Linked DNA regions of Homo sapiens: region 2 is linked to region 1. The links are chromatin loops, found by intact Hi-C in ENCODE. Cell type or tissue: sigmoid colon. All regions are shown on one strand. Each heading gives the region's core, and the rest is flanking DNA. Links, peaks and the distances in the headings are about the cores only. Region 1 has its middle 11 kb from the start of LINC00621. Region 2 has its middle 100 kb from the start of LINC00621.

Region 1 (12,411 bases), core at 5,713-8,212:
TGGGTGCAGGTGGAGGTGGGTGTGCTCACCAGCCGTGTTCTGAGGCTCGTCCTGGTCCCAGGCCCCAGTGCTGTACCTGGCACAAGAGGTGGGAAGGACCATTGCTCCCCCCAGTAGCCAGAGCGGTGTCCGGCTTTGTCTCTCCCTTCACCACTGAGTAGCCCCAGCCATGTGATGTCATCTCCCCAGGCCTCACCCGCTTTTCTGCTCCTCTCCGTGTACTGTGGGATCGGCACAGGGACTCCATCTGGCGACCCAGTGGCCCCTCTGACCATGCTTGCCTGCTGGAGAATCCTCCTCGCATCCTCCGAGCCAGGCTCCAGGGACAGCGTGGCTCACAGGGCTGGTGTGCTGAACAAGGGCTGAGCTTGGCCGAGCACTGCAGGAGCTAGGACGGGGGTAGTGGCCCTTGAGCCCTCTAGAGTGCCTGGCCCTATGCTGGAATCTGAGGGGCCACAGGCAGAGAGAGAAACTGGCCTCAGCCTCTGAGACTGAGGAGCCCTAGTTCAAGTGTGTGGGCCAGGCAGGAGAGAGCCCTGAAGTTGGAGCAGTCAAGGAAAGCTGCCTGGAGGAGGAGGCCTTGGAGTCACAGCTCAATGGCACCTGAGAAGGACGGCCAGGGCCTCCACCCGGGGCCTGCATCCCTCTCCATCAGCACACCTCGGGGGAATGGCCTCGAGCTTCCATGCCAATGACATACGGCGGGAAAGCGCTGTCCCCACAGTGGGCACGGAAAACCACTGGTCCTCACCCTGTCTCGCATAATCCCTGAAGTTTGCTTTTTGTTTGATTGATGAATTCCTTTGATGTTCAAGAAAGAAATTAATTTTACTTATTCCTCAAGTGGTCATTAGAAAAACTTTTAATGAATACAGTAAAAACCAACTAATTATTGCAATGGCATTTTACTCTAAGTAAAATTGACAGGAACCAAGATGATGGTGCCTATAATTCTCCTCAGTTTATTAAAACCCATTTATCACATTTTATCCTAGAGGAAACTGATCATACCAGTCTGTGAATTTTCAACTAATATTTCCTCACTGCATCTAATATGTAAGAAGCATTTACTGATATTAAAGTCATAATGCATTATATGGAGATGAACTTGCATTCTAATTACTGTTCTTGGTGAGGAATGGGGAAGAGAATGATTCTGTTCTGCACACTCCAGATGAAGCCAATGCATGCTTAATGTGAGGCCTCTAACTAGAGAAAATTCCCTTCTCGGTTAAGCACAGTTGATCACCTACCAACACAGGCACGACACGGTCATTTTTCCTTGTGAAATGTGTGCTGGGGGCCTTGGTGTTGGAGCCCTCCCCCTACCCTAAGGGTGATGCCCGTGCTTCAGAAACTCACCATGTCCATCCATTCCCTGGATGACCGCTGTGAACCCACACGGCCCAGGTGCCTCCAGAAGCCTGGCAGACAATTCCTAAGTATGAAAGAAAGTGTTTGTTTCTGCTTTTTGTTAAAAGTCAGAAGTCACATTCTTCCAAAAACCATACTTGAAAATTTAGCTTTTTATTATACATCTTGCTCTGAGAGTTTTTTATTGCTCCAGATCATGAAATGTCACAGGGCTCAGAGGATGGGACATCTGATTCACTTCCTAAATATGAGTTGATTCTGTTGAGTTTTGCCACCAACAGCTCCCACATGCTTGCACCCGTACCTACATGTTCATGCAGAGACCCACCCAGCTTCTGCTCACAGACACACCTCACCTCCCACACCATCTTCCCTGCTTGTGATGTTTAATTTTAGGTGTCAACTTGACTGCATTAAGGGTTGCCTAGATAGCTGATAAAACATCATTTCTGCATGTGTCTATGAGGGTGTCTCTGGAAGAGATTAACATTTGAGTCAGTAGACTGAGTACAGACCTGCCCTCCTCAAAGTGAGCAAGCATCACTTAATCCATGGAGGGCTTGAATAGAACAAAAGGCTGAGGAAGGGTGAATTCACTTTCTTCTTTAGCTGGGACATCCATCTTCTCCTGCCCTTGAACATTGGTGCTTCTGGTTCTCTAGTCTTTGCACTCAGATGGAATAACACCATTGACTTTCCTGGGTCTCTAGCTGGCAGATGGCAGACTGTGGGACTTCTTGTCCTCCGTAACTACATAACTCCTATAATAAATCTCTCTCTCTCTCTCTATATATATATATGTATATATATTTATATATATTCATATTCTATTGATTCTGTTTCTTTGTAGAACTCTAATATAGATTTTGGTACCAAGAGTGGATCTAGAGGACCAGAATTTTGAGGATGAGTTTTCTGAATTCTTCCTGGAGTTTCTGGAATTGGATCTTTAATCAGACTATATGTAAAGACACTAATGATTCTACTTCCAGTAGTAAAGAGAGCACTGATCACCCATGGCATAAACTATAGAGATATGCAAACTATCTGCATTGGATCCTCCTAATAAACCACTTATAAGAAGCAAGGAGCTACATGACTCTGTATATGATACTTTTGAACATTTTAGGAAAACTGAGGAATATAATGACATTTGTTGCTTCTAATGTCATTGCACAAAGTGGTAAAAGAAAAAGATGAGCTCAGGGATTCAAATTCCCAGCTCAAGAGCCACAAAAGTGACCTAAGAGTTTCTATGTGTGCCCCAAGAGCCTTATTTCATACAAGCACAGGGCTGAAGTTTCTGAAAATCAAACTCAGGATCTCATCCAGCAATTGGCCAAATTATTAATTCAATGCAAGTTGAGCTCCCAGTCTCCTAGGATGTCTACTCTTAAGTGGGGAAATGGATTGGGAAAGAATGGGATACTGTAAGTTGGAATGGGGACATGTGGGAAGACCCTGATGAAGCTGGGGGTATCGAGCTCCTAAATTCTGATGTATTCTTTGCCAGTGGAAGAGGTCCCCCCAACCCTCAAACAAAGTGGCCTTCACATCCCCAGTGGCAGCAGCATCCCTGCCAATACTGGTATAGCCTTTCCACCTGATTTGTGGGAGTCCCCCGCATCCTGAGTCATATCTTCCTCTGAGGTGGTGGCAAAGTGGGACAATGCTGATTCTTTTCAGGACCCAGCCTCACCACCCCACTTTGCCTCTAGACCTATAACTAGACCCAAACCCCAGAAGGCCCCTGAAGGTGAGGGACAAATTGTGACCCACAAGAAGGTATGTTGCACTCCAAAAGAACAACATGGGTTTCTAATTTATACAAGTGGAAATCCAGGGAACACAGGTGAGAATGAATATTAAGGATGTGAGATGGTAGTGGAAGGAACATAAAGTTGGATCAGGCCAAATTTATTGATATGGGCTCAGTAAGCAGATATTGTGGATTTAAAGTTGCAGCTCAGTGAGTTAGAAAGGGCGAAGTTTGGTTGGATGGCTGAACAGGGGTCAAAAGATAGTCTGCCCTGCTGTGAGCAAACTGGAAAGATCCAATCTCCCCAAGTTTAATGTAGAGGGAGCTTAAAGGGCTAGGGAGGCTGATGTGTTAGAGTGGGTTTGTCATTTCAGACCTACTCACCCACGCTGGGGGGTCTGGAAGACAGCCTTTCACTAACACCTTGAGAAAGAACTGTGTGAGGGGGCCCCAGCTTCCTTGAAGAGCTCTGCCATAACTCTTCTCTGTAGGTCAGACCTTACGGTGGGAACCACAGCCACTCAGCTGGAAACCTAAGTGCAAGGGAAGCAACTGGATCCAGCTGTCAGGGCCACAGCGAGGTGGGTGCGGGTATAGCAATGGGCAGGAGTGGCACAGCAGCAATCAGAACAGCCTGGCTCATGAGACTCATGGCTCTGGCCCGTTATCATGGGGCTCCTGGAAGGGGATTTGATTAGAAGCCGTGATCTGTATAAGCAGAAAAGTTTTAGATCAAGTGAATAAAAGTCTAAGTCGAATCTGGGCATAGCAGCACATGCCTGTGGTCCCAGTGACTCAGGAGGTTGAGGCAGGGGGATCTGTTGAGCCTGGGAATTTGAGGCTGCAGTGAGCTATGATCACATTACTGCACTCTAGCCTGGGTGATATAATGAGACCCAGTCTCTAAAACAGAAGTCAAATTCAAATCATAAAATCATTCTCTCAAAGCAGAGAGTTACAGCCCCTCAATTCTCAGACCTGAGCCAATTTACAGACTTGGAACTCGTGAATGAAGGGACAACAATGTCGCCTTGGAAAACAACCCTGGTACACTACCCGAAATGTATACTCTTAATCTTTTCCCCAGCCTCCTCCAAAGGGACCTACCTTACCTTTTCAGGGACTCAGACCTTTCAGGGACTACTGGACACTGGATCTGCACTGACATTGATTCCAGAAGATTGAAAAGGTCACTGTGGCCACCCAGGCAGAGTAGGGGCTTATGGAGCTCAATGATCAATGGAGTTTTAGCTCAGGTTCATTTTACAGTGGGTCAAGTGGGTCCCCAAACCCATCCTGTAGTTATTTCCCCATTCCAGAATGCATAATTGGAAGAGGCATACTGAGGAGCTGGTAGCATCTACACACTGGGTACCTGACCTGTGGAGTAAGGACTATTACAGTGAAGAAGACCAAGCAGAAGCCACTAGAACTGCTTTAGCCTGGGAAAATAATGCAGTAGCCCCCCTTTATCTGCAGGGGATGTGTTCTGAGACCCCAGTGGATGCCTGAAACTATGGACATATAAACCACCAAAGCCTAGCTATACTATGTTTTTTCTGATACATACATACTGATGATAAAGTTTAATTTATAAATTTGGCACAGTAGACTATCAACAATAATAAAATCAAACAATTAGAAGAATATACTGCAATAAAAGCTATGCGAATGTGATTTCTCTCTCTCAAAATATCTTGTACTGTGCAACAGGTAACTTAAAATGTGGAAAGTGAAACCAGGGATAAGGGGTGACTACTGTAAGTCAAAAACAATGCCACATTCCTGGAAGGACTGTGGAGATTCATGCCACCCTCAGGAACTTGAAAGATGTAGGGCTGGCGATTCCTACCCCATTCCCATTTGACTCTCCTATTTGGCCTGTAGGGAACACAGATAGATCTTGAAGAATGACTGAAATATCATAAGCTTAACCAGGTGGTAACTCCAATTTCAGCTGCTGTACCAGATGTCGTTTCATTGCTTGAGCAAATTAACACATCTTCTGTTACCTGGTACACAGCTATTGATCTAGCAAATACCTTTTGTCCATCCCTGTCCAGAAGGCTGACCAGAAGCAGTTTTCTTTCAGCTGGCAAGGCCAGCAATACGCATTCACTGTCCCACCTCAGGGAGTGTCCCATCAATTCTCCAGCCCTACATTATAATTTAGTCTGCAGGAATCTTGGTTGCTTTTCCCTTCCATGAGATGTCACACTGGTGCATTACATTGATGACATCATGCTGATTGGACTTAGTGAGCAAGAAGTAGCAACTATTCTACATTTATCGGTGAGACGTCTATGTGTCAGAGGGTGGTGTCAGAGGGTGTTATCTGACCCAACAAGCCATACAGTTAGGTGTGCACAGCAACACTCTGTCATCGAATGGAAGTGGTATGTATGTGATTAGGCCCAATCAGCCCCTGAATGCTCAAGTAGGTTACATGAAGCAGTGGCCCAAGTGCCCATGGTCCCCACTCCTGCCCCACCGCCTTTCTCAGCTGAGACCCTCTCTCCCAGCCTGAGCCTGTGACCTCCTGGGGAGGTCCCCATGATATCTGACAGAGGAAGAGATGACTCAGGCCTGGTTTACAGACGGCTCTGCCCCATATGCAGGCACCACCTGAAAGTGGATGCTGCAGAACTACAGCCCCTTCCTGGGACGTCCCTGAAAGACAGTGGGGAAGGGAAGTCCTCCTGGGCAGAGCTGCAGGCAGTGCACCTGGCTGTGCACTTTGCTTAGAAGGAGCAGTGGCCAGTTGTGCAGTGATGGACTATTTCGCCAGCTGTGCTCAATGTTTATGCTGGATGGTCAGAGACATGGAAAGAACGATTGGAAAAATTGGTGGTGAAGATATTTGGGGAAAAGATATGTGAATAGGCCTCGCGAATGGGCAAAAATCATGAAGATATGTCTGTCCTATGTGAATGGTCAGCAATGAATGACCACAGCAGAGGGTTTTAGTAAACAAGTGGACAGGATGACACCAGTCAGGCTCTTGCCTAAGCCACTGCCCACAAGGCTCCCTTATGGACCAAGGCTCCGGCACCCACGCACTGTCGGGGTAGGGTAGTTTGTGCAGCTGTAACAATGCATCTGAGACTCTAACCTGCGGAAACCAAGCGCGGTCTACTTCCCTCTCACGGCAGGGCAGGCGGGGCTGCTGCGCGGGTCTCAGGCCCAGGCCCGCGGGCCGCCGGCTGTGGATGCCGCCCTGGCAGCCTGGGCTCGGGGTGGCCTTGGCGGCAGGAGCTTGGCTATCCGCACACCGCGCTCCGCAGCTCGTCCTCCGTGCGGGTGGCTCAGGAGCCTGGAGGGCCGTGGTAGCCCCGAGCGATGGCTGCTGAGTCTCCGGGCTCCAGGGCGCCCAGGCGTGCGCCGTGACCCCGCCAGCTGTGCCACGGAGCCCCCTCGCTGTTGTCCGCGTTGCTCAGCCTGTAGGCCGAAGGCCCTGGACTCACTCGCCCTGGAGATGCGCCGAGTCCCCCGCAACCCCGGTGCACCTGCCGTCGGGGCAGCCGGGCTCAAGGACCCAGGCCGCAGCTCCCACCCACGCTCGCTCACTGCTCCGGCCCGAGGCGCTGCGGGACCCCAGACCCAGCGAGGAGGGCGCCGCCTCCCCCCTGCACACCCGCACCTTTGCCGCCTCGAACTCGGCCCATCCTCGGCAACGGAGCACCCCAGCGCAGCCTCGCTAACTCCACTCCTTGAGGGAGGGACAGCCGTCCCCGCCCGCCGCCCATAGCCTTGTCTCTCCCGGCTCCTCCCAACGCTCCTCTTCACGAGGACGGGACAGCCGCACAGCCCAGCCCTCCCTGTCCCACCGCCTTTCCAACCACGCCCTGCTCCTCCCCTTCCCTCCGCAGCTCCTCGGATCCCCGGGCTCCCCCGCGCGGCTGAGCGGCTTCCAAGGCCACGCCGGCCTCCTGTGGCACCCCCACCCCTACCCCCACCCCCACCCCCACCCCCGCCCGTCCTAACCACTGCCTCCCACCACCCGCCCCGCCCCGGCCCAGGCCCTTCCTGGAAGCCTGGGCCTTCCTTGACCTTTTCCTCACCCCACACTCTCTTGGGTTTCTCAGTCCCTCTCGCCAATACTTCCTGTTCACTGGCTACAAGCTCTGCGTGGGCCGGTCGTGGGCCGCTCCCCAGGACCGCCGTGGGCCTCACCCCTCTCCCGTCCCTAAGACATCGCCTGGTCTAGCGCGGTCTCTCTTCTCACCTCACCGCACCGCACCTTCCTCTTGCGCTCCAGACCACGTCTAGCTGCCTATTCTAATTTCATTTTGCTGTTCAGGCATTTGTTTAAATTATGGCAGGAGCACATGACCTCGGGCATGGGGGCGCCAAGCATGCCGGAGTATCTAGACACAAAGCAGGGCTGGCTGCATCTCCAACCCCGCCCCACCGTCTGGACTGCTTTCTTTACATGGATCTACACACTGTGTGTACATACGAAATAAAATATACAGTTTTTTTCTAGCGATGCTGCTTTTTCACAAATGGAATCATACATATTTCATGCGTCGTCTGCAACTTGCTTTTTACATATAACACCATGTCCCGGGAGCTTTCCACGTTGGCCCACTTAGCTCGATCTCATTTTCTTTGATGGCTGCAGAGGCCTCTGCCCTGTGGGGCGATGCTGCTGTGTAACAAGATCTCTGCCGGCGAAGAGTTAAGGTGCTTCTCTTTCCTTCCCCTTCTAATTCTTTTTTTTTTTTTTTTCTATTACCAAAATGACTGCAGCTAGCATGGATGCGCATGATTCCCCTGTGTTCAGGCAGGCGTCCCTATCCACAGCAGAGGCCTCAAACAGGCTTTCTCTGCTGGCTTGTGCTGGACGTTTCCATATTGTTTTCTGAGAAGGTTGTAAAAATTATTCACCACCAGCCGCGCAGCCAAATACTTTTTACACCTTTATCATCGCTAGAAAGGTTAATCCTTGTCTTTCACCCCCAATTTTATGAGTGAAAAACAATAGCTCATGATTACCCTCATCAACATCTTTGATTTTCAGTGAAATCAAGGATTCTTTAGATTTGTGTTTGTAGATCTCTAGATATCTTTCTTTAATCCACAGAATTTACGTGTTTTTGTGACTTGGAAATCTGTGTTGATTCTGTCCCCTGGCAGCCTGTTTTCCAGACGGTCCATCGTCCACCCTGCTCTTTCCGCGGGACATGCCCTTCCCAGCGTACCTCACCGCATGGAGATACATCCGTTTCTTTCTGGGATCTCTAACTTGAACCTTGTCTGCAAAACCAATTTTCTTTTTTTTTTCCCCCTCAGGAAACCATGTTTACTAAGCATGTTCTTTTCCAGGTGAATTTCAGTCAGTGTGTCAAATTCCGTGAAAGATGCAATTACAGTTTGGGATTCCACTGCACAGGGCGCATCTCGATCACTTTGGGAGACCGTTGACATCTTTACAATGTTAATTTCCTCATTCAAGAAGAGAATGTTTTTCCATTTACTCAGAAAGTTTATTTTGTGCCTGCCAATAAAGGTTTGGTTTTCCTCTCACAAGTTTTGTGTGCATTTTTGTTTCTTCCAACCTCTGCCCCCAGATATTTCACAGTTTTTCTAGCTATTGTAAATAGGACAGCTTCTTTCAAATGGTTATTTCTTGTGTATATAGAAAGACATGGATTTTTATATGTTGGCCTCATCTCTGACTATATTACTGAATTCTCTTATTCATTTTTTACTGTTTTTTTTTTCTTGGATTTGCTAGATATGATTAGCTTGTCAGCAAACAACAGCAGGTTTTGCCTCTTTGCAGTATTTATAGCTTTTATTTATTTATTTATTTTTTTGGAGACAGGCTTTTGCTCTGTCACCCAGGCTATAGTGCGGTGGCACTAATGTGGCTCACTGCAGCCTCAAACTCGGGGCTCAAGTGAACCTCCCCCTTCAGCTTCTAGTGTAGCTGGAACCACAGGTGTGCACTGCCATGCCAGGCTAATTTTCTTATTTTTTTGTAGAGAAGGCGTCTTGGTCTTGCTTTGTTGCCTAGGCTGGTCTTGATCTCCTGGACTCAAGTAAGCCTCCCACCTCAGCCTCCCAAAGTGCTGGGATTACAGGTATCAGCTACCATGCCTGGCTCTTATATCTCTTAAAAATCATCTTGAGTTGACTTGGCCTCCCATGTGGAATACAGCATGAGTGTTGATGTCCTCATCTTGTCCCAGATTGTAATGGGTGCCTCAGGTGCTTTACCAAGCATGAAGTTTTCTCTGTTCCCACCTCCAGAGGAATTCTCATCCTGCATGGAGGTAGGATTTTTAACAAGTGTTACCTTGGCTGCATGTTAATTGAGCCCATGTTTTTTTTTTAATTAAAAAAATTTTTTTTATTATACTTTAAGTTCTGGGATACATGTGCAAAATGTACAGGTTTGTTACATAGGTATACACGTGCCATGGTGGTTTGCTGCACCCATCAACCCGTCATCTACATTAGGTATTTCTCCTAATGCTATCCCTCCCCTTCCCCTCCACCCCGACAGGCCCCAGTATGTGATGTTCCCCTCCCTGTGTCCACGTATTCTCACTGTTCAGCTCCCACTTCCGAGTGAGAACATGTGGTGTTTGGTTTTCTGTTCTTGTGTTAGTTTGCTAAGAATGATAGTTTCCAGCTTCATCCATGTCCCTGCAAAGGACATGAACTCATCCTTTTATTTTATTTATTTATTTTTTTTGAGATGGAGTCTCGCTCTGTCGCCCAGGCTGGAGTGCAGTGGCATGATCTCGGTTCACTGCAAGCTCTGCCTCCTGCGTTCATGCCGTTCTCCTGTCTCAGCCTCCCAAGTAGCTGGGACTACAGGCACCCGCCATCATGCCTGGCTAATTTTTTGTATTTTTAGTAGAGATGGAGTTTCACCATGTTAGCCAGGATGGTCTGGATCTCCTGACCTCATGATCCACCAGCCTCCGCCTCCCAAAGTGCTGGGATTACAGGCGTGAGCCACCGCGCCCGGTCGAACTCATCCTTTTTTATGGCTGCATAGTATTCCATGATGTATATGTGCCACATTTTCTTTATCCAGTCTATCATTAATGGGCATTTGGGTTAGTTCCAAGGCTTTGCTATTGTGAACAGTGCCACAATAAACATACGTGTGCATGTGTCTTTATGGTAGAATGATTTAGAGTCCTTTGGGTATATACCCAGTAATGGGAGTGCTGGGTCAAATGATATTTCTGGTTCTAGATCCTTGGGAAACGCCACACTGTCTTCCACAATGGTTGAACTAATTTAGACTCCCACTAGCAGTGTAAAAGCATTCCTACTTCTCCACATCCTCTCCAGCATCTGCTGTTTCCTGACTTTTTAATGTATAATGAATCATAACAAATGAGGTTAGTAGATTTCAAATGTCTTAAGTCCTTGAATTCCTAGAATAACCTTCCTCCAGGTTCCAGCTCCTCAAGGCTGGCTCTTGCTTCCCTTAGCCGGTGTTCCCTCCTTGGAGATGGCCTGGCTCCTGTGGATGGATGGACAGAAGGACCAATGCTAGCTCCCCAGCTAGCTGTCAGCTCTCTATGGAGGAGGGCTGGTGTCCATATTTCCCACCTACAAGTTCGTACTTTTCTATCACATGCTTGCATCCTCCAACAATATTTTATGTGCCTTAAAGTTGACATAAATGGCCAAATGGTGTAAAGATTCTTGCAACTTGCTTTTTTTCACTCAAAATCAAGTTTTTGAAATTTATCCATATTGACGGACATCAATTCAGTGTGTTTCTGTTAGCTGGAGTAGAATATTCTGTTGTGCCAATGAGGCACAGATTAGTGATCCTTCCCCACTCAGGAACTTACAAACGAGTTCTGCTTTCCCACCACACCATGAGCAGCCTTGCTTGTGTCTGCTGGTGCCATGTGCAGGGGTCCTTGGGCCAGGCCACTGTAGGAAGAGCCCCTGGCTTCTGGGAATGTGTGTCATCAGCTTTCCATGCCAGCTTTTAACAATGCCTGGCACTTTATAAATGTTCAATAAGTATTAAACATTAGCGCTATCATTACCATTATTATTAGGTATTGCTGCATTGCTGTCCAAAGTGGTTATACCAGTTTATACGCCTTCCAGCAGCAGAGTTTCCATTTCCACAGATTCATGGCAACACTCTGTAGTATCAAACTTCTTAATTTTTTACACTCTAATGGGTGAAAAATGGCATCTAGTTGTTTTAATTTGTGTTTCTCAGTGTTAGCAGTGAAGTTCAGCCTCTTTTCACTATTTATTGCCCATTGTTTTCTCTTGATATTTATTGTTTCTTATCATTCGCTCATTTTTCCATTGGGTCACTTGCCTTTTTCTTACTGATTTTCAGAACTATTTATGTATCTGGATAGTGATACTTCATCGGTTATGTGGATTGCAAATATATCCTCTCAGACTGAGGCTTGTACATTTTTTTGCTTTATTGATGGTGCCTTTTTCTGAACAGAATTTTAAATTTTAATGTGTCTGATACCTCAAACTGTTCCTCCTGTTTTGTGATATTGGTATAAACTCATGTTATCTTTTATAGCTTTGCATTCTCACGTGTAGGTGCTGACCTACCTGTGATTTATTTTTTCTTGATGAATTTGTTTTCTGTTGCTCCAGCACCACGTGCCAAGTAGTGCACCCCTTCCCCATTGAAGGGTAATGCCCCCATCATATACCAAGTTCACATGTATTCATGGTTCTTTTTCTAGCTGTAGCCTCAGTTTCATTATTTTATTTACCCATCTCTGAACCATATCACACTCTCTTAAGACTTGTAGCTCTATAAAATAAGTTGTGATATCTGTTATCTCTCTCGCCTTTATATTTAGGTATGTCTTGGCTATTTTTGGCTCATTGCTCTTGTATGTTAATTTTGTAAATCAGCATGAAAAACACATTTTGGGAAAAGATTTTGGAAATACATTTTATCTTTAGATCAATGTAATGATAGTTTCCATCATTAACGAGTCTCTCTATTCATGAATATGGCATATTTCTCCATTCACTTAGGTCTTCTTTCATGCCTTCCAACAAAGTTTACCCATTTCCTCCTATTAGAAACGTCTTGCACATTATTATTACATGTATCTCTAGGAACCTTGTGGGGTTCTTCACTGTTAATGGAATCTTATATACTTATCTAATTTTTGCTAGTAATTTTTATGCTGAATTTATATCCTGCAATTCATTGAACTCCCTAGTTAATTCTAACAGCTGTCTCTAGATTATCTTTAATTTCCTCTTCAAAAATGTTCTGCACATAGTAATAGCTTAGT
Region 2 (12,411 bases), core at 4,058-6,557, 94 kb before region 1:
CCCTGTTTCTATGGGGTTGTTTGCTGATTGCGGATTATAGAAATGTACAGATGGAAGGCTGGGTAGCATCTCCGACAAACTCCCAAGGCTGGGTGAGGGACTGAAATTGGAAGCCAGAGGTCATTAATATAATGATAGAGGATCCTGGTAAAACCTCCAGGCTTTTGAGTTGAGATGCTGAGAGCTGAAGCTTACAAATAAGAGTAACAGGGGTAACACAATCCACGCAATGACTGCATCCACACTTTACGTGACCCAGTGTCTGGTGAGGTCCTGTACCTCTAGGACCCCAGTCAGGAATCCTCTCTGGAGGAAAATAGCTCTAACCAGATATAGGACTGCATCAAACAGTATAGGTGACAAGACAGTGTACATTAGAACCCACTCAAATGATAAAGGAGCCATAAAACTTCAAGTTCTAATATAAACCAATACAGACTTCAATATAACTGTGATCATTGCAGTCAAAGATGTGAAATACAATACTGAGAGTCTCAGCAGAGAACTGTCAACTCTAAAAAGTACAATCAAGATCAGTTTTTAAGTCTGAAACATAAAATAACTGAAATTAAGAACTCAGTCTACAGTTTTAATAGCCATTTATTAATACACAGATAAGAATGGGACTATATTTGTGTATAAATATACATATATGTGTATGTGTATATTATATAATATATACACACTGTATATATATGTATGTATCTTTCTACATATAAATATAGAGAGGGAGAGATGGATGGAGAGAGAGACACAGAGAGAGAAGTACCAAAGACAGTAATTACATCTAGAATTTGTGAGAAAGTCCAAAAGGTATCCAAAAGAGGTGAAAGATAAAATTGGATGGTAGCAATATTTGAAGTTATTATGGCTGAAAATTGTATAAAACTGGAGAAAGTCAACCAATCATGGACTTAAAAAGGTCTACAGACAATAAATACAATAAATAATGATATAAATCACATGTAGGCACACGATAATAAAACCATAAAAACGAAGACAAAAATAAAATGTTAAACTCAAGAAAATATACATTTTCACTATAACAAGGTTTTAGACATACACCTGGCTTTTTTTTTTGGTAACACCTTTACTGAAATATGTTTATTTCAGTATTTACCTATTTAAAGTGTGTAATTTAATGATTTTTTAGTATATTTACACAGTTTTGCAACCATCAACACAACTTCTGAACATTTTATACCCCATATCCTTCAGCTGTCACCCCTAATCCTTCTGTCCCCAAGTCCTATGCAGCCACTCATCTACTTTCTGTCTATATCATTTCCTGTTTTGGAAATTTCATATAAGTGAAATTATATAATCTGTGGTGTTCTCCGACTGGCTTCTTTCACTTAGCAAAACGTTTTAAGTTTCATCTATATTGTATCAGAACTTCACTCCTTTGTATGGCTGAATAATATTCAATCTTGTTTATCCGTTCATCATTTGATGGGCATTTGGATTGTTTCTACATTTTGACTATTATGAATAATGCTGCTGTGAATATTTGTTTATAATTTTGGGGTGAACATATGTTTTCACGTATCTTGGGTAAATAATGAAGAAGTAAACTCACTGAGTCCATGGTAACTGTATGTTTAGCTTTTGGAGAAACTGCTCAAACGTTTTCCAAAGTTGTGGTTCAATTTTACATTGTCATCATCAGTGTATGAGGGTTCTGGCAACACTTACTGTTACCTATTTTTTTTTAATATAGTCATTCTAGTGGGTGTGAAATAAGTTGTGAAATGTCTCTTCTTAACATGATAAATGGAAGTCAGAAGTCAATGGAATAATATATTTAATAAAATAAAATAATGTCAATGTAGAATTCAATGTTTACTTCAACAATGTGCTTAAAAATTCATTTGAAAGAGAAAAAGATTTTTAAAATTGATAATCTGCACTAAGAGAAATATTAAGCATATTCTTTTCGGAGAAGGAAAATATTCCCAGATGAGAACTTAAATGTGCATGGGTGCTGGGTGCAGTGGCTCACTCCTGTAATCCCAGCACTTTGGGAGGCTGAGGTGAGCAGATGACCTGAGGTCAGGAGTTCGAGACCAGCCTGGCCAACATAGTGAAACCCCATCTCTACTAAAAATACAAAAATTAGCCAGATGTGGTGGTGCACACCTGTAGTCCCTGCTATTCCAGAGGCTGAGGCATGAGAATCACCCGAACCCAGGAGGCGGAGGTTGCAGGGAACCCAGATCACACCACTGCACTGCAGCCTGGGTGACAGAGTGAGACTCCACCTCAAACAAACAAAAAAGAAACAGGTGTGCATGGGTGGCTTTCTTTAAATGTCTTTGTCAAGGACATGCCCCTTTGTGTTCACATTCAGTTTGAATGTAGTGACATCTGGCACCTGTGATTCTCAAGTTCATCTCTGGTTGAATTTCAACAGCATAGAATGTGAAAAGAAGAGATCCTGAGGAATATCACCGTTAAGAGAGAAAAGGTGTCCAGAATGGCTACGAGAAAACTTAAGAGGACGTGACATTTTAGAAGCAGAGGAAAGAGAGCATTTCAGAAAAAAAGATAGATTACATGAATAAGTACAAAATATATATTTTTCGCTTTACATAAAGACACACTGAGTGACATTTTTGAAAACAATTTTAGATGAGTGAGGACTAAAGACAGATTGTGCGTGTGTGCGTATGTGTGTGCATGTTTGTGGTGTGTGCATGTGTGGTGTGTGTGTGCATGTGGTGCGTGTGTGTGGTGTGCATGTGTGCATGTGTGTGGTGTGCGTGTTTATGTGTGTGGTGTGTGCGTGTGTGGTGTGTGCATGTGTGTGGTGTGTGTGTAGATGTGTGTGTGCCTGTTTATGCATGTATGTGTGTGTGTGTGCGTTCATATTGGTGTGAATATTAGTGAGGCTGTTAAAGTGAAGATAGTGAGTAGCAGCATCTCCTGCATACACTGCCCTGGGAGGAAGCTTATATTCCTTCCCCCAGATTAATTTTTTTAAAAAAGAAGGAAGTGGAAAGAGAAAACCAATCAATGGCTTTGCACAATCTATATAAAGGAAACCCTGTGTAAATGTGCTAAGTATGAAAAAAAAATCTCATGTTTTAGAAGATACTGAGAATAGTAATAATATATGAGGTCACTTTTATAGGTAGGAAAAGAAGGTCTGTGGAAGAGTAACGAAATAATAAAAGAGAGAGAGAGGAAAGGCGGACACTGATGAGATGGAATGAAGGCATTGGACCTCAGGTCACCTGACAACGAACCCAAGGAAAACAGGCTGGGAACAAAAGAACCATTTTACAATCAACATCTCCTTGAATAATTTACTTAAACCATATAAATAATAGAAAAAAACTATTAAAAATGATTCTTGGTGGATTAGGAGGAAAGAAATGGGGCACTGCGTTGTAATTATATCTCTCTGCTCTTGCAACAGATGTTCAATAGGAAGCCCCAAATGCTTGTTGCTAGTTGTTATGCGTGCCTCAGAGCAGAACAGCTTGTCTGAGCTCTGGGCCCAGAATACTGCAATGTGAAAATAGGCCACAGGCATGAAATTCATTGTGATTATTGTGAACAGACACTGCTAACAGTACCCTGGGGCTTGTGGCTTAGGTAACTTTTCTATTTCCAGCGTAGGAATAAATTACTCTGTATGTCATTTTGCATAATCAAAATGCAATACCGTACGAATTGTCAATAGACATACAGCACAAAAGCGTTTTAGGATATATGAATATGTCAGGAGCATATGTTTTCCACGGATTCATGTGAAATTGCTAAGGTGAAGACGGCTAATGTTTATTAACTGGTTAGTTTTTGAAGTTTTAGAGGCAATATTGACGAGGATTCATGCAAACAAAATCAAAACCTGTTGTATACTACTATTCTGTGTTGATAACCTTCCTATTATGACATTTGTTTTAACTAAATAAAAGTACTATTTTATTTTATTTATTTATTTTTTTTGAGACGGAGTCTCGCTCTGTCGTCCAGCCTGGAGTGCAATGGCGCTATCTCGGCTCACTGCAAGCTCCGCCTCCCGGGTTCACGCCATTCTCCTGCCTCAGCCTCCCGAGTAGGTGGGACCACAGGCACCCGCCACCATACCGGGCTAATTTTTTTGTATTTTTAGTAGAGACGGGGTTTCACTGTGTTAGCCAGGATGGTCTCGATCTCCTGACCTCGTGATCCACCCGCCTCGAGCTTCCAAAGTGCTGGGATTGCGGCGTGAGGCACCGCGCGTGGCCCCAAAAGTACTATTTTAGAAAGGGAAAAAGATTGATTTGGAAAACAATGTAAGAGGAAGGTAAATTTTAAAATAATCATTCAAAGAGGAGCCCTTAATGGAAGACTATGAAAAAATTAGAATAGGGAAAATCAACAAAGTAAAAAGAATCCCTTTTGTATGTCTAAACACATCCCCAAAACATAATGTGTTTAAAACAAATATGTTCAGCGAGATCATAAATTAATAAACTATGGGAAAGATTGCTATACAACTATTATTATCAGCTTAATAAAGAACTAAATTTTGACCTGTTTAAAGGAATGTACTACCAATATGCTATTAAAATTTGTAAAAATGATCTCTTAAAGAGAATTTCTTTCATTGGATAAACTAAAAACTATAGTATAATTTTCATAGCCAGTGTTACACAGAAAGGATTTACTTCTCATACCACTTCACAGGAAAAAGTCCTAGCACTATTTGGCTTCAAAGGAATAGTCAGTATGTCTACTAGATACAGAAAAAAAGATAATTTCCATTGATTTATGAAATTACTCAGGAGATGAAACTTACTTTGTCAGCAAAACCTCGGCTTGCTATGATGATCACATTTGGAGAGTAATTTTTACCTTTGTTAAGCATACTATCATTAATTGTCTTATTTTATCATAAAATTCTATGATATTAAAATTCTCTATCACCAAACTGCTATGGTTTATCTGTTGCCTCCAAAACTCATCTGGAAATTTATTCCCCCACGTGGCAGAAGTGAAAGGTAGGGCGTTTGAAAGGTGATTGGGTCGTGAGGGCAGAGCCCTCAGAAGGGGATTAATCCATTCATGGATTTATGGGTTAATGGGTTAATGGATTAGTGGGTTGTCACAGGAGTGGGACTGGTGGCTTTATAAGAGGAAGAGAGTATACAGTGCGGTTTGTCACACTGCCACTAGATGGCAGTGATGATGAACATGGACCTCACATTTACACAAGCTCTACAACCACCTGAGCTTTTAGTTCTTTTTATTTACTATGATGCTGTTGTCACCATGGCACTGACATTAGAAATATATTTTCCTTTCAGTAAGTTAGTAGCTTTACTGAGCCCTTATTATGTACTAGACAATGAGATATGCCAGAATCACCATTTTATAGATGAGAAAATGGAAATCCAGGAAAATAAACTGAAAAGTCAAAAGTCAATAAGGCAAAAAATGAATTTAAGTTCAAAACAAAGTCTGCTTGATTCTAAACCAACTCCCTTATCTACTGAATACTTGAAATAGGATAGTGTCTGATACCTCTTAGAATTGTCACAAAGCCTTGGAACTACAGAGAAAAAATGAAAATAGTTTTTTGAATGAATTGTAATTCTATTGCTTGACTTTCTTTGGAACCAAAAACCAATATCTTTTATAGTTCTCTAGATTTTTTTAATCTTTGGGACTTACTTTTAGGGCTTGGTGAGTATATCTTTTGTAATGATTAATAGAGCCATATAAAATTCGTTAATAGACTCAAATACTTACAAGCGTAAACATTACAAATTAGCATATGAGGGGTTATACATTTTTAAGTAAAATTTTTAATGGGTATAATAAGATACCCAAAATGATCACAGGATTTATCTTCTAATATTTTAATACAAAATTTTTAATTTCTTAAAATGAGAATTATAAAAGCAAGATACAGAATCTAATTTCCTTTGGGATTAAATCTTGCAAAATAATCTAATTTTGCTTTAGGCCTCAATTATCCATTGATTAGATTTTCCCATGCTATTATTTTCCTATTGGTATTCAATTTATTAATAAAAATTGGATTGTTCTTAAATATAAAATGAACCTTGATGAGATTATATATTTATATAATGAAATAATAAAGGCACCATAAATGTGATTAATGCAATAAAATGTATTCTTTAGAGGTGTGTCCAGTGGCAACATATGCTCTTTCAGAGGCGTATCTGTTGTTTATTATATATTACCCTTTCAGATAACCTTCATGAATTATTAAATCTTTTTTTCAAATTTGTAAATTAATGCTGCAGTTCACCTAAGTCACTAAGACCGCATTTCCCAAATGCAGAAAGATAGAGGAAAAGAGAGGGTATCTTGGAAGTTTATGTTTTCATTTAATAATTTATTATAAACATAAGTCCTTCTCATTACATAGTTTTAACACATTATTTTCAATGGATTATTTAATTTTAATATCAAAATTTATAAACAAATATCAAAAAATGTTAAACACAAGTTCTGTTTGGACATGAAGTTGTCCTTCCCCACTGTATTATAAACAACGGGAATCATCCTTACTGGCTGGATAGAAATGTAACTCTTTATATGTCTCTCCAGGATATATGCTGTTTCAGGAACCATACCAATACACATACCCTAAATAGTGTATAAAAGCACTTGTCACTCTAATAGCTTAATTTTGCCCATTATCTAAATACATATGGACTGTACTTGTGTACACCTACATCTCGCCAATTTGGGAAAAAAAACTCACCAGCTACAATGAAATAACAGAGACCAGATTTCAACTTCTACCTTGAACAAGTGGAAAACTGGGCAAAATGCATAAAACAGTAGATTTCAGATGTTGGCCAACATTGCTAAGAGATGGCAAATAAACGCGGCAAGGCTTAGAAGTGCCGTGTGCTTCCTGGAGAGTTTCTGGTCTGCAGCACAGGAGGGATCCAAAGAGAGCCCAGTGAGCTCACTGACTTGGGGAAACTGAGTTCAGAACAAGGGGAGCCACAGTGGCCAGAATTTGCAGGACAAAATGCTGGAAAGGGAAAGAGGTCTGGAGATTTGTAGAGGGATCTCCTCTGGTCTTTGGTTTAGCACTGAATGAGCATGGGTGGGTGGAAACTACTGAGAGTCTGGAAAGAGCCATCAGAAAGGAGCAGCCAAACAATCCCCACAGCTCACACTGTGTGTGATAAGTGTGTGCAATTACACCATGTGTGTTATACAGTGTGTGCAATTGTGATACAGTGTGTGTGCAATCACACTGTGTGATACAGTGTGTGCAGTTACAGTGTGTGTGATACAGGGTGTAATTACACTGTGTGATATGGTGTGTGTGCAATTAGAGTGTGTGATACAGTGTGTAATCACACCGTGTGTGATGCAGCGTGTGCAATTACACAGTGTGATATGGCATGTGCAATTATACTGTGTGATTTTGTGTAATCACAGTTTGTAATGGAGTGTGTACAATTACACCGTGTGTGTGATACTGTGTGCAATTCACAGTGTGTGGAATTACACAGTGTGTGATACAATGTGTGTAATTATACTGTGTGTAATAGTGTAACAGTCAGAGTTTAAGGTTATCTCTCTTGTTCCCTGAACATTGCTGTTATCCTGTTCTTTTTTCAAGGTGCCTAGATTTCATATTGCTCAAACACATGTGCTCTACAAACAATTTGTGCAGTTGACGCAACCATCACAGGGTCTTGTTTCGACAGACATCCTCCTCAGCTTACAAAGATGACAGGATTAAGAGATTAAAGTAAAGACAGGCATAGGAAATCACAAAGGTATTGACTGGGGAAGTGATGAGTGTCCATGAAATCCTCACAATTTATGTTCAGAGATTGCAGTAAAGACAGGCATAAGAAATTATAAAAGTATTAATTTGGGGAACTAATATATGTCCATGAAATCCTCACAATTTATGTTCCTCTGCCATGGCTTCAGCTGGTCCCTCCATTCGGGGTCCCTGACTTCCCGCAACAACCAACCTAACATCAGACCTAGAGGAACTAGAAAAACAAGAGATAAACCAACCCCACAACCAGTAGAAGAAAGGAAATAACCAAAATAACAGCTGAACTGAATGTAATTGAAATGCTAAAAACAATACAAAAGATCAACAAAATCAAAAGTTTGTTTTTTTGAAAGAATAAATAAGATTGATAAACCATTAGCTAGACTACTAAAGAAAAAAGAGTGAAGGCCCAAATAAACAAATAAGAAGTGACAAAAGGGACATTACCACTGGCCCGACAAAAATACAAAAAATCCTTAGAGACTATTATGAACACTTCTATGCAGAGAAGCTAGAAAACCTGGAATAAATTGATAAATTCCTGGAATCACGACATTCTCCAAAATTGAATCAGGAAGAGATTAAATCCTTAACAGACCAATAATCAGTTCTAAAATTGAATCAGAACAAACAAACAAAAAACCCTATCACTCAGAAAAAAAACCTTGAGTCAAATGTATTCACAGGTGAATTCTACCAGACTTATAAAGAGCTGGTACCAATGCTACTGAATCTATTCAAAAACACAGAGGAGGAAGGACTCCTCCCTAATGCATTCTATGAGGCCAGCATCCCAAAACCTGGCAGAGACACAACAAAAAAAGAAAACTACAGACCAATATCCCTGATCAACATAGATGCAAAAATCCTCAACGAAAAACTAGCAACCTGGATCCAGCAGCTCATCAAAAAGCCAACCCACCATGATCAAGTAGGCTTTATTCCTGGGATGCAAAGTTGGTTCCACATATGCAAATCAACAAATGTTATTAATCACATAAACAGAACAAAACACAAAAATCACGTGGTCTTCTCAATAGATGCAGAAAAGACTTTTGATAAAATTCAACATCACTTCATGTTAAAAACCTCAACAAACTAGGCGTTGAAAAAACATACCTCAAAATAGTAACAGCCATCTCTGACAAACCCACAGCCAACATAATACTGAATGGGCAAAAGCTAGAAGCATTCTCCTTAAGAACTGGAACAAGACAAGAGGACCACTCTCACCATTCCTATTCATCATAGAAATGGAGGCACCAGACAGAGCAATCAAGAAAGAGAAAAAATGAAAGGCACACAAATAGGAAGAGAGGAAGTCAAACTACCTCTTTTCGCAGACAATATGATTTTATACCTAGAAAACCTCATAGTCTCTGCCCAAAAGCTCCCAGATCTTATACATAACTTCAGCAAAGTTTCAGTATTCAAAATCAATGTACGGAAATCAGTAGCATTTATATACAACAATGTCCAACTTGAGAACCAAATCAACAGCACAATCCCATTCACAATAGGCACAATAGCATCAAAATATCTAGGAATACAGCTAATCAGGGAGGTGAAAGATCTGTACAACGAGAATTACAAAACACTGCTGAAAGCAATCAGAAATGACACAAACAAATGGAAAAACATTCTATGTTTGTGGATAGGAAGAATTAATGTTCTGAAAATTTCTATATCGCACAAAGCAGTTTACAGATTCAATGTTACTACTATCAAATTACCAATGACATTTTTTACAGAATTAGAAAAAAGGTATTTTAAAATTTATATGGAACCAAAAAGGACCCTGAATAGCCAAAGCAGTCCTAAGCAAAAAGAACAAAGCCAGAGACATCACACTACCAAAATTTAAACTATACTACAAGTCTACAGTAATCCAAACAGCATGGTACTGGCACAAAAACTGACACATAGACCAATGGAACATGCTAAAGAACACTTATAACCATCTGATTATCAACAAAGTTGATAAAAAGAAGCAATGGGGAAAGGACTTCCTCTTCAATAAATGGTGTTGGGATAACTGGCTAACCATACGCAGAAGATTAAAACTGGACCCTGTCATTTCACCAGATGCAAAAAATCAATTTAAGATGGATTAAAGACTTAAATATAAAACCTAAAACTATAAAAACCCTAGAAGAAAGCCTAGGAAATACCAATACCTGGCAATAATTTCATGATTGATATGGTTTAGCTCTGTGTCCCCACCCAAATCTCATGTTGAATTGTAATCCTCAGTGTTGGGGGAGGGGCCTAGTGAGAGGTGATTGGATCTTGGGGGCAGATTTCCCCCTTGCTATTCTTGTGATAATGAGCAAGTTCTCATGAGATATGGCTGTTTAAAAGTGTGTAGCACCTCCTCCTTTTCTGTCTCTCCTGCCCCCATGTGAAAATGTGCTTGCTTCCCCTTTGCTTCTGCCATGATTGTAAGTTTCCTGATGCCTCCCCAGCCATGCTTCCTGTAGAGCCTTTGGAACCGTGAGCCAATTAATCTCTTTTCTTTATAAATTACCCAGTCTCAGGTAGTTCTTTATCGCAATATGAAAATGGACTAATACAATGATGAAGACACCAGAAGCAATTATGACAAAACCAAAAATTGACAAATGGGACTTAATTAAATGAACAAGCTTTTTCACAGCAAAAGAAACTATCAACAGAGCAAACGACAACCTACAGAATGGGAATAGATACAAAATAGGCATCCAATGAAGGCCTAGTATCCAGAATCTAGAAGGAACTTAAACAAAGTAGCAAACAAAAACCAACCACTTTAAAAAATAGGCAAAGGACATGAACAGACACTTCTCAAAAGAAGACATGCACACAGCCAACAAGCATGTGAAGAAATGCTCAACATTATTAATCAGTAAAGCAATAAAAATCAAAACCACAATAAGATACCATCTCACACCTGTCAGAATGGCTATTATTAAAAAGCCAAAAAACAACAGACGTTGGTGAGGTTACAGAGAAAAGGGAATGCTTATATACCACGGGTGAGTATGTAAATTAGTTCAACCACTGTGGAAAACAGCATGGAGATTCCTAAAAGAATTTAAGACAAACTGTCATTCAACCCAGAAATACCATTACTCGGTATATGCCCAAAGGAATATAAATTGTTCTACCATAAAGACACATGCACATGTATGTTCACTGCAGCACTATTCACAATAGCAAACATATGGAATTAACCTAAATGCCCATCAATGGTGGACTGGAAAAAATGTGGTACATATTCACCATAGAATATTTCACAGCTATAAAAAAGAAAGAGATCATGTCCTTTGCAGCAACATGGATGGAGCTAATTAAGTGAATCAATGCAGGAACAGAGAACAAATGCCACATGTTATCACTTACAAGTGGGAGCTAAATGTTGAGTACACTTGGGCACGAAGAAGGGAACAATGGACACTGGGGCTTACTTGAGGGTAGAGAGTGGGGGGAGAATGAGGATCAAAAAACTACCTACCAAGTACTATGCTTATTACCTGGGTGATGAAATAATCTGTATACCAATACACAATTTACCTGTGTAACAAGCCTGCACATGTACCCCCTGAATATAAAATAAAAGTTGGAAAAAAATGGCCAAAATCTGGAATACTGATGACATCAAATCCTGTTGAGGATATGGAACAAAAGGAATTCTTGTTCAGGCTGGTGGGAATGAAAAATGGTACAGCCACTTTGGAAGATGTTCTGGCAGTTCTTACAAAGCTACACATAGTCTCATAATCCAGCAGTCACACTCCTAGGCGTTTACTCAACTGATCTGAAAACTATGTCCACACTAAAACTTACATGAGAATGTTTACAGAGGCTTTATTAATAATCATCAAATATGGAAGTAACCAAGATGTCCTTCTATTGGTGAATGGAAAAACAAACTGGTATATAAATACAATGGAATATTATTCAGTGATAAAAAGAAATGAACTATTGAGACATGAAAAAAAAGATAGAGACACCTTACATGTAAATTGGTAAGTAAGAGAAGACAGTCTGAAAAATTAAAATTCAGGCAATTCAGGCAAGAGTCCTGAAAGGAAGATGCTTGGAAAATCAGGACCAGGGGCCTTTGTGGAAAAGACATGCAGTTAGAGCTATGGGAGTAGGTAGAAAGCATGGCAATCATTGTATTTGACATGGATGTGCACAACAAATTCCATATTTCAGGGCAGACATGGAAGAACCAGTAGGACAGAACTTGTCTAGAGTTGTCAGCTAGTCTCTGTGCTCACTTGCCCCAGGGCTTATGCAATGGGCTCACAGACAGAGTGGCCAAATTGCAGAGATGGAAGTTTTGGGCTAACAGCATGGGCTTTCTGTCATCTAGGCTGACCTAGCTACTACTGCTGCCAAAGTTCTGATGTGTCAGAGATAGGGACCCAAACTGAGTCCCCAATAAAGTATTGTGACTTAAAGAAATGAACCTGCCATTTCATGGCAATTTTACTTGAATGGATTCGACCCCGGGAAGACAGGCGATTCATGCTTATCGGACATAATATATTCTGAATACAGGTTTACCTTTCCTTTCCATCCCAAATGCCTTTGCCAGTACCATTACTCAGTGGTTCAGAGAGAGTCTGATTTACAGACATGAACTC

The links. A loop is a pair of places that touch in the nucleus more often than their neighbours do. Peaks named below come from ENCODE experiments on the same cell type or tissue, not always from the same donor. Only the 100,000 strongest peaks of a DNase experiment are listed, where the experiment ranks them.
Region 2: it touches region 1 in a loop (2.7-fold over the local background); 1 of 110 quality-filtered maps calls a loop at or near these places.

The regions. Positions count from the first base shown.
Region 1 is chr13:22,921,097-22,933,507 of GRCh38, reverse strand. It overlaps LOC124903230. Among named protein-coding and RNA genes, the nearest start is that of LINC00621, 11 kb to the right of the region's middle. In sigmoid colon, for the core only: no CTCF peak of the experiment used is centred there; a DNase peak (open chromatin) is centred at 6,957; H3K4me3 peaks cover 1,948 bases; H3K27ac peaks cover 291 bases.
Region 2 is chr13:23,013,196-23,025,606 of GRCh38, reverse strand. No RefSeq gene overlaps it. Among named protein-coding and RNA genes, the nearest start is that of LINC00621, 100 kb to the right of the region's middle. In sigmoid colon, for the core only: a CTCF peak has its summit at 5,161 (motif pointing right); a DNase peak (open chromatin) is centred at 5,136.